2 separate regions of the Homo sapiens genome follow, and region 2 is linked to region 1. The links are chromatin loops, found by intact Hi-C in ENCODE. Cell type or tissue: HCT116. All regions are shown on one strand. Links, peaks and the distances in the headings refer to the core of each region. The heading gives the core; the rest is flanking DNA. Region 1 overlaps NEK11 (NIMA related kinase 11). Region 2 overlaps CPNE4 (copine 4).

Evidence for each region. Peaks named below come from ENCODE experiments on the same cell type or tissue, not always from the same donor. Only the 100,000 strongest peaks of a DNase experiment are listed, where the experiment ranks them.
Region 2: it touches region 1 in a loop (3-fold over the local background); 4 of 110 quality-filtered maps call a loop at or near these places.

What each region holds. Positions count from the first base shown.
Region 1 is chr3:131,030,727-131,036,113 of GRCh38, reverse strand. All of the region lies in intron 3 of NEK11 (NIMA related kinase 11), which reads right to left. Among named protein-coding and RNA genes, the nearest start is that of NEK11, 6.5 kb to the right of the region's middle. In HCT116, for the core only: a CTCF peak has its summit at 2,445 (motif pointing left); a DNase peak (open chromatin) is centred at 2,433.
Region 2 is chr3:131,655,277-131,660,663 of GRCh38, reverse strand. All of the region lies in intron 7 of CPNE4 (copine 4), which reads left to right. Among named protein-coding and RNA genes, the nearest start is that of MRPL3, 150 kb to the right of the region's middle. In HCT116, for the core only: no CTCF peak of the experiment used is centred there; a DNase peak (open chromatin) is centred at 2,400; H3K27me3 peaks cover 957 bases.

The DNA.
Region 1 (5,387 bases), core at 326-5,325:
CCAATGCCATGTTTCGTTAAAAGACTGAATATTTGTCAGTGCATACAGAAAAGACCACAGGTTGGATGGCAGGATTATAGATTATTTTACTGCTTCTTTATGCACATCTGAACTTTTTATAAAGTGTATACACATTACTTTCAATATTGGGAAAGGAGGTACCCTATGAATATTTGTATGGGGGTGCATCCAGAGCTATTTAGTAGATAAACACTGGGTCTTAGGGCTCCCACAACAATAGCCACTTAGAATGTACATACAGCTGTTCCATTTTGTCAAGTTCTTAGAAGAGACCTTTTACCTGGTTTAAGCGAGTAATTGCCCAATTATTCCACCTGCTTATTTTGGTTATATTTTCACTTCTCATTAGATATACAGCTTCTCCAGAACTTCTACCAGAAAATGGTGGGAGGGTGCACAAAGGAGGAGGTACTGTTCATCCTAGGAACCAGATTAAGAAGTGGAATCATGGTTTATAGATCTATCTTGTCTTGATTTAGTTAATATAAGCTCCTCTCCAAGACTGACCATCTCTGGGTGTATGAATATGAAAAGCTGAGGCCTGGACCCCAGGGTGGTGGCTGAACCCCTGAGCCCTTTTGACTCCATGCCAGTTAGTGAGTCTGTCTCAATACAGTACTTTGGAACAGGGCTGGACGTCTGAGATTTCTATAAGTAGAAACTGGAGTATGGAGAGCTTTACAACAATGGACCCAGACTTTTTTGGCTTTTGGGGTTTTTTAATTATCTTTTTCTTACTTTCTACCTCCCTTACTCTTATGGTCTAAGACCACTCCCCTCTGTTGTCAGTATGACTCATTCTAGCATCAACTCTTGGCCCCCTATCTTCCATTTTGTTTCCATAACTGGGTAGAAAATCAGCTTGCTAGGACTTTTAAAAATCTACTCTAATGTAGACCCAAGAGCTCTCTGAGGAGGCAAGAGCCTGGACTTGAGGGCCATTTCTTTAAGGACTTGTAGGCCTTTTACTATTTAACTCCTGATCCTTATCTCAGGCAGACATATGAGATAGAGGGGGAAAAAATGCCTTCTGTAGAGATAAAGCATTTCCTTGTTACCATTTTTCCCATATTTAGACAAAGACCAAGGTGTACGATCACAGTTAAGGGGTAAAATATTTGGATACGCACTTGGATAGGACCAAGGGGAAAATACACATAAGTTAGATAGTACACAGAAACAAGTAAGATAATATTGAGTTGGAAAGGGAGTAGCCACTCCAACATCTCCGAGTGCAACCTGCCACACAGATACTTAAGCATTGTCTTGTACTGTATACTAGTTGTTTTATGTGTGTTGATATAGTCTTCCGGACTGGAAGCACCTGAAGGCTAGGCCTTATCTCCTACTGCTTCAGTTTCCTCTCTCGTGCTGAGTCCAAAGCAAAGGTCTAATATTTAAATTGTGGCCGGGCGCGGTGGCTCACGCCTGTAATCCCAGCACTTTGGGAGGCCCAGGCAAGTGGATCACAAGGTCAGGAGATCGAGACCACGGTGAAACCCCATCTCTACTAAAAATACAAAAAATTAGCCGGGTGTGGTGGCGGGCGCCTGTAGTCCCAGCTACTCGGGAGGCTGAGGCAGGAGAATGGCGTGAAGCCGGGAGGCGGAGCTTGCAGTGAGCCAAGATCGCGCCACTGCACTCCAGCCTGGGTGACAAATCGAGACTCCGACTCAAAAAAAAAAAATTTAAATTGTATTAAATACTTCATAGTTGACAGACTAAAACAGACAACAGCATAAAATCAACTCTGCATAGTAAGATCACTATATCTTAAATGTGATAAATTTTTTAAAAATCATTATAACCAACATTCTATGCTGATAAGATGAATGTTGAAATTCACTGTAGCTGTGGCCATGATTAATTACAAGTTTAATCATGTATTTTAGGGTAAACCTATTTCCTTAATATCTCTTTTCTATTAAATTACATGCACTATGCTAATGTTAAGGGCCAAAGTAATTTCTGGGCTGATCAAATCTTTTGGGTTTGATTTTTTGAAAAGATACTTTGACAATTTAACAATACTATAAAATAAAATGAATAAGAACTAGCACAATCTTTTTAGGACTATGACAACATAATTAGACTAGAGTGTCTATAATTATGAAAGAAAATATTCTCAAATATTGTTTTATGAATTTCATGATGCATAATAAAGGAAAAACCTCTATCTCATTCACCATACATTTTAACAGTTTAATTTTATTCTACTGTGATAATGAAAAAAGGGATGCCCAATATTTATGCCAGGAAGAAAACTCTCCAAACATGCATCAAGCAAGTGTAATGTCTGTACTGTAGGTTTTATTTTAATCTCACAGCTAATTCAGAAAGTGAATAAAAATGTAAAGGAATATGGTATTTACATTGTAATTAAAGGTCACCCTGTATGCAAAATGTCAATGGTAAAGTGATGCCCCCAAGTGGCATAATGATAAATTGCAATACTTTGACGGAAAAGTTAAGTACTATGTACATACAGCTGTTCCATTTTGTCAAGTTCTTTGATTAAATATAGAAATGTATATAATGAATCTGTATTTCATAGAAACTAGTCATAAGTCCTACAAACTTATTGTCATTCCTTTAACACTGATACCAAGGGATAGTCTGATACCTTCCTTATGAGCTCAAAAAGTTAAGGGTGTATCTGCAAAACAAAAAGGGAAGTCATATCTATTCTGATGTGTTGAAGGAATAGCATTCATACCATTATAGAAGTCTGTATAAAGTATTCATCTTCTAGCCACCTCTAACATTAACCAATTCCTTATGTTTGTGGTCTAGTATGTAAAGCATAATTTAAAACCTTATCTAGTCAAATTGCTTGGACAATGAGTAGTGCTAATAATGTGCTTTGCTCACAAACTAATGGTTCAGTATCAACACAAAAAAAAAAGAGTTTAGTTTCCTGCCTCATATATGCATTAAACATAACAATCACTGATGAATTGATATCTTAGCTAAAAGGTTCACATTCTGAGAACCAATTTATTTTGGACAGCCACAGAGATATAAAAGATGACAACAGAATTGTTACAATCTCAAGACACATCTTGAATAAGTTTTTTAAATTACATGCCTGGTTTCAGATTGGTTTATTTGGGAAATTTTTCTCATTTAAAAGTAATCCAGAAAAACCTTCCATTTATTAGAAGTTTCCAATTGCAGTCATTGGGTGGTAATTAGCTAAAGTTTTCTTAGGCTTCCTTTAATTATTCTTTTAACTTGGATTGTTTATAATTAAGGTGAATCTGTGCTGTTTTTGAGGAATAATTATGAGCAAGGCAATGTGACATCTAAATCTTATATAAATAGGCAGATATCGTATTCTTATTACAATCCTATGAGGTATTATACTCATTTTAAAGATAAGAAAACCAAAGCTCAGATTAGGAATGTACAGAATGTAGACTTCACATTAAGAACAGGCCTGGCTTTACTTTTTGTTCACATCCAAAGCTGGGATTTTAACAATGACACCATACTGCTCTGTTTCTATTACAGCATTCTAGAATTTTGTGAGTAGTCACATTCATACTTTTTTCTGATTTTAGCAAATAATTCCAAAAGCAATTGTCTACAAAGGTCGGCACGTAGTGGAAAGGTGTGATGCAGCTGTATGCCAGAGACAGTAAGGAGAGGTAGGAATGTGGCTAACTGGAGAATATGGAATTTGTCTAAGGGAGTAGCTGCTGCCTAGCTTTAGCAGTCCATTGTGGCTACACAGGAACTGATGTTAGCAAACGTTCCCAAATCTTTTTTTTCTAGAAAAGATGAAATGCTCAATTTATATGAGCTGCTCATTTAAAAATACTGACTACTGGCCAGGCGCGATGGCTCACGCCTGTAATCTCAGCACTTTGGGAGGCCAAGGCAAGAGGATCACCTGAGGTCAGGAGTTCAAGACCAGCCTGGCCAACATGGTGAAACCCTGTCTCTACTAAAAATACAAAAATTAGCCAGGTGTGGTGGTGCATGCCTGTAATCCCAGCTACTTGGGAGGCTGAGGTGGGAGAATCACTTGAACCTGGGAGGTGGAGGTTGCAGTGAGCCAAGATCGTGCCACTGCACTTCAGCCTGGGAGACAGAGTGAGACTCCGCCTCAAAAAAAAAAAAAAACTGATTAATTTACTAAAAAGAAACACTACCCAGGCCAAACAAAAGACATCTGAAAGCCACATGTGGCCAGTATGCAATATGTTTTAGATTCTGATGATGAATGATTCCTTTCCCAGAGATTGTGGACTAGACCTTCTGGTGCCAAATGATTTTTGTCCGTTATCCTCACCACTGGATTCATTCCACAAACATGTCTGCCATCTTCAGCTCCAGTCATGTGTTTTTTTAAGATTGGTTCAGGTACAAGAAAGATCACTAACAAATCACTTGCCAACCAACCAGCCCCAGCCCCCTTTCTTCTCTCTCATTCTCTTTCTCTCTCTCTTCCCCGCTGACTACAAACACACTCTCTCCACTCACTTATTATCTTAAGTCTAAAGGTTTCAAGTTTGATCTTCATACATCTTATTTTACATCCTTTTAATTAACTTTTTAGTCCTCCTGTGAATTATCTTAAAATTTTTCATATTCCTCATTAGTTGAAGAAACCAAAATTGGATATGATCCTACAGTGTAGTTTTTAGAAGTACTGGGTCTGGTTTAGGTCTTACTCTCAATGTTTCCATAAAGGTTATCTAATAATTGTCAGAAATTTATCATTCTATTCTAAATGGCTAGAAGAGCACCTCTAGGATTAAAGAGAAAAAATCCTTTTCAGCAGGAATCATAATGCATGTTCTAAGGACATCAGAAAAATGCCAGCTCTTTTATCATCCCTCATGTAGAAATTGACTAAAAACTATAAATTCTAGATAATTACAGCTTTTAAAAATTCTGGACAGAGACCATTTAAAAGATTGAGTTTTAAAACAAAGTAGTAACATCACTAACATTTACCTTTACAATTCCTATGACCTATGAAGATGTAGAAAAGTGTTTATCACACTGATTTTAAATCCACTCTTAAATATCCAATAGGCAAAAGCTGGAAGAACTTAGAGTAGCCTTAAAACCTTAGAAGAAAACAATATATTATGGGATGAAAATGTGGTCTTCTGGGGTTAAGGGCTGATATCTTGGATCATTCTTCCTTCTGCTTTCTGTTCCTCCTGTGTTTCTGATAGGCAAGTTTCTTACCCTAACTTCAGTTCCAACTTACTTTCCACTGCAGCAAATTAAAAAAACTTTACACAAAAACTAGAGGTTTATCTGTAAGGGAGGTACTGTCTGAAGCTATTAAGAGTTTTTCTCTACTATGAAAGTGTAGAGGGTCCGATCATAATCAAAAGAGACGAGGT
Region 2 (5,387 bases), core at 163-5,162, 620 kb before region 1:
TAGTCAGTGGCATTGGAAGGATCAAGTCTTTATGACTCTGGAACCTAAACTCCATACCAGAACCTAAAGTCCAATAAAACTTTCCGTGATGATGGAAATATTCTGTATCTGTACTCTTCAAAAGAGTAGCCACTACCCACATGTGGCCAAAGCAATTCTTTCCCAACCTCTCCTCTCTTTCTCTTCAAGCCTCCTTCTTATTTTCAGTCCTCCCATTCTGGTATCCCATCCCCTTTTCTTCAAAACACATCATCCTTCCCATCCACCAAGGAGAAAATTCTGCCCCTTCATGTGTCAAGCCTATGATGCTAATGGGACCCCTCCTCTGCCTAGTCTTTAGTGACTCCAAATTGGAAGAAATGGGCTGTTGTACAAATGGGGTCAACACTAGGTGCTTCAATGTCAAAATAACTTTTTCATTAGTGAAAATTAGATCTGATTTCCTTACTATCTAAAAAGAGAGCCTACCTTGCCAAAGCAAGTGCTAGTTTGCTTGTTTGTTTCCAAGAAACCATATAAACTGATCTTACATTAAAAAGAATCTTGGGAGTTAGTGTTTCAGTGGGGAAAACAGAAAAGTTCTGGACAAAGATGGTGGTAATCGTTGAAATACAATATGAATATACTTAATGCCACAGAGCTGTAAATTTAAAAATAAATGGCAAATTTTATGTTATGTATCTTTTACCACAACAAAAATTAAATTTAGAAAAAGCCTTCTTCCTGTTAACATGACTTTGAACCTGCTCCTTGTGAAACAACTGCCTGACATTATTGTACTACAGAGTATTTAATGCCTGCCTAAAGCTGGCATACCTTACCTATAATGGCTCTTGTTCTCTCAGCAATCTGGGATGAGGGTATGGCAGCTCCTAAGCGATTCTTTCTGACTCCCAAATTCCTCCCTTTTGGAAACCCTTGCATGCAAAGGGTACAGTCCTTCCTTGCCCAACCATTATGAGGGAAGAGGCCAAAAGAGATGGTACAACCTGGCCAAACTGTTTTATTGAAAAAATTGTCCATGGTCATGCTCTGTCTTTGATTTTTTTAAAAAATGTTTTTGAAAAAGTCATCTTTGGAAAACACTTTGCAAGTCTAAAACTAAAAGTATCAGATGAATGCTATTCAGTGCCCTGATGAGGTCTCTAGTTGAAAGTAAAGAGGTAGCCCTCTTATTATCTGGCTGGACATTTCCCTACTAGAGAGAATGTCCATCTAAATAAGTTGCAATTGCTGCAACTGGAAGCAGTTTCCTCACATTATTTAATCCATCTGCATCCCCTTCTGCACTGAAAATGGATAGCTAACCAGCTACTGGGAAGATACTTGGGGAAAACTGGGACGTGGATAAAGTTGCTTAATGATGAAGGGAAGGATTATTCTGAGTAGAAATTCTGAGAATCCCCCAGTGCAATTTTGTGTCATTATTCAAATTGACAGGACTCACTACTCTGTTTAAATAATGCTGTGTTCTGGTAACACTGGTTATGCTGGTTGCTCTTACTTGATTGTTTATTTAGTTTAAAATATTTTTAATATGAGATACTCTATAGTTTATTCCACTACTTTGTTCACACAGAAACTGAAAAAGTTGCCTCAAGATCTCAATTTTCATTTTTGCACATTTGGAAATGTTGTTTTTAACCTAGCCTTGTCAACAGGAAGGTTTTCACAAACTGGATTGACATCCCAAGATGCCTTTTCATTGAGTCAGTTTCTGCAGGGCATCCAGCTTCTCTCCCACATTTTAAACATTAAACCAGAATGTTGTTTGAAAAAGATGAAAACATCACAATCCGCAGCCATCCTGGGCTTTTTTTCTGGAAAGCATTGTCAGTAGAATCATCAAATAAAACATGAAGAGACCTGTCTCTTAGGAAGAAGATCAGCTTTCATAAAGAAAGAGTCCTTGAAGCAAAGGGAAATGACCCTTTCTTAGATGCTTGGCAGAACAATCCCATAGGCCCTCCTTCTCAGGAGCTGGAGGAGGTATCAGCATCTCCTCAAAGATATGGTGCCTGTAAGACCCCACCTGTCTGCAGTGTTTATACTTCCCAAAAAGATTAAGGAAGGCCAGGAGGACTTTGTGTGGAGCACACAAAACAAATATCAAGAAAGAGCAAATTGACTGACCTGATAAGAAACGAATTATTTTCTCTCTGAGAGTGTGTGAATTGTTCTTTCTTGGGAACATGAGCTCATTGAAAATGAGCATAAATACTTTTGGACACTTCCAGTAAAGAGAAGAAAGTTAGAATGATCATCAATCCCACATCCACCCCCATGCAATTTAGAGAGAAACCAGGTAGAGATGGAGAGATGCCTCCTCATGTTGCCTACAGAGGCCACTCGTGCTGCATGGCTCCAGTCAGGGTCCCCCGTCTCACTGGGTCTAGTCTCCAGCTTCTTTGCTGGTACAGGAACTCAGCTTTGTCCAATCACTCAGACTTAGTGGGACCTGGAAGAACTGACTCACGGCAAAAGGCAGATGCATAAGCCAGGAGGCCAACATAGTAATTTACAAAAAACAAAAATAAATAAAATATAAATAAATAAATTTGGCAAGAACTATAATTATCAAGCTCCATACAGGGAACCTCTTTCCTGATACCTGAATACTTTTGAAGCAGAATTAGCAACCAAAATATGTTATTTGGTGAGCATAGAAAAATCAAGGCAAGGGCACATGAGGAGTCTGGAGAGTGTTTACTCTGGTCAGCAGTTGTGACTGAAAGACTCAAGAGTCTGGAACATCTGATTAAGTTAATAAGGTGCTTGATCTTAAAAATATAGATAATTCGGCCGGGCACGGTATCTCACGCCTGTAATCCCAGCACTTTGGAAGGCTGAGGCGGGCAGATCACGAGGTCAGGAGATTAAGACAATCCTAGCCAACATGGCGAAACCCCGTTTCTACTAAACACACACACACACACACACACACACACACACACACACAAAATTAGCTGGACGTGGTGGCACGTGCCTGTAATCCCAGCTCCTCGGGAGGCTGAGGCAGGAGAATCTCTTGAACCAGTGAGTTGGAGGTTGCAGTGAGTCGAGATCACACCACTGCTCTCCAGCCTGGCGACAGAGTGAGACTCCCTCTCAAAAAAAAAAAAAAAAAAAAATACAGATAATTCTAGGCTTTCATGTACTCATTAAAGCTGATCTCTGACTCCCAATTCCTGAGGTGAGCCACAGTATATCTTGTCAATGTATAATTTTCAAAAAGTTAAAAGTATGACTCTCATTGAACTATCAAATGAATATGTATCAAAAATTTTATTCAACTCATTAATTGATGAGGTAACCAATAAGAAGATAAAAGTTCTCCAAGAGCATTTTGGATAATTTAGTTTACATAGTCTTTTTCTTTAAAAAGGACTAAAATTTCTAGATACAAAATTAATTAATGTCTTTAGGGGCAATAAACCATAAACTTCAGGGTCATCTTTACACCAGAAGGAAATCATTGCATCATATACAAGTTTAACATGTATAACTTTACAGATCCTGAGCCCTCAATTATTAATAATAAATAGTAAATAGCAGAAACAAATAATGGTAAATTCTTATAGGAAAATATATCATCCTTGGATGGGCCTGTTAAATAATGATTAAGTATGGCATTGAAAGGGCTTACGGTCACACTCTCGGACTTGTTTTCAGGTTGTGGATAATTTTTCTTAACAGGCTCAAGTAGCTCCTGAGTTCACATTTCTAGAAGATCCTGATATATGCCTGAAATTCCCACCTGTCCCTCTCCATTGCCTCCCCATCTCTGAATAGCTGGCATGTTCTTAACATTCAGGTGTCAACTCAAAACTGAAGCACTCAGACTTCGTTGTTCATACATACATTCCTCCAGTTACTCTTCATCTAATCACCATCTCCTTCATGGCACTTACCACCATCTGTGATTACGTTGTTTATTTGTTTACATGTTTATAGTTTGAGTCCTCTACTGAAATATAAGTGCCAAGGTCCGTGGGAAAGGAACTGGCCTATGTAATTCACCTCTATATCCTCAGCCCCTAAAACAGTGCTTGGCATATAGTAGATTCTTAATAAATGTATGCTTAAAGAATGAATAGATGGATAGATGGATTGATAGATAGATGGATGGATATATACACAAGCCCATAGTTACATTAGCTCGATACCATTGATGACATTGTACCAGATTTTTTGCTATTTGGTCTCACCTTTTAAAGACCCCTAGAAAAATACCCCTCTTATCTACTCATTCTTATCTCCACATATATCGATGCTAGTGATTAGGTTAATTAGGTTAATGTTTCCATCACATCAGTTATGACCTGGGACACTTCCTTTAATTTAAGACAAGTCTACATTCATCATGGAAGCTTTCTTTCCTCATTGTCATGTCTCAGAGAACTTCCCATTGCTACTCATTTGTCACCATATTTTCTCCTAACATTTTTTTTCCTTAAATTTAAACATAACTTTCCCTCCACCAGCCATAGGGAGTTAGAAGAAGGAAAGGAAGGGAAGGGAAGAGTCTGGAGGATAAAGCAGCCAACAGAGAAAAGCACTCCTTCAGGAATGAGGGGCTGGAATGCAAGTCACAAAAAAAAAAAAAAAAAGAAACAGTATTGTGGCCACATCTGGTTCTCACAGCATAGCTTTTGGAGGGGAAAGAGGCCTAAAATCTTAGAAAAGGAAGGTAAAGAAAGTAGCCTTGTGGATTTTCTAAATGTCAGGTCCTTTTTATTTCACTGGCGTATTTTATGGTTTAGTACTTTGCTTCTTTGAACAGTTCCTAGAATAGCAAGGATTAAGTCTAGTACTAACCATGATAAATCCTGGTTTACCTTTAAGCAATGAGATTTTTAATAGAATAAAGTAGAAGAGGGATGTGGGGTGGGTGAGACAAACAAACAGGATTCAATTAAGTCTTAAAATGGGTGAGAAAAGAAAGAGCATCCTTTGGATTCTGATCCTCAGAACTTTTTCTACAACCTACTTGTCTCCACCCCCCTGCCCCCCGACGTCGGTTTCATTTCCTGTGGCAATTAACTTTACTTCAACATTATGTTGACCACACGGCATGCTTTATTGCACCGGTATTTAAAACCTTTCATGACAGCTATCCCATGAAAGAGTAAAATCACTAAATGGACTTGTCAGGAAGCATTACCTCTAGCTCATCTGCCCTGCAGACCAGCTGGCCTTCTTCATAAGCTCTCTTACCATGCAATCACCCCTGCTACTCCCAATAATCAAACTGACTCTTGAAGGCATATGATGTAACGAACCACAACAGACCTTAAGACAAGGTCAGCATATGATCTAGAATAATATCATCAAACTTTAGCAACATCAGAATCTCCAGGAAGGCTTGTTGAAACATACATCATTGG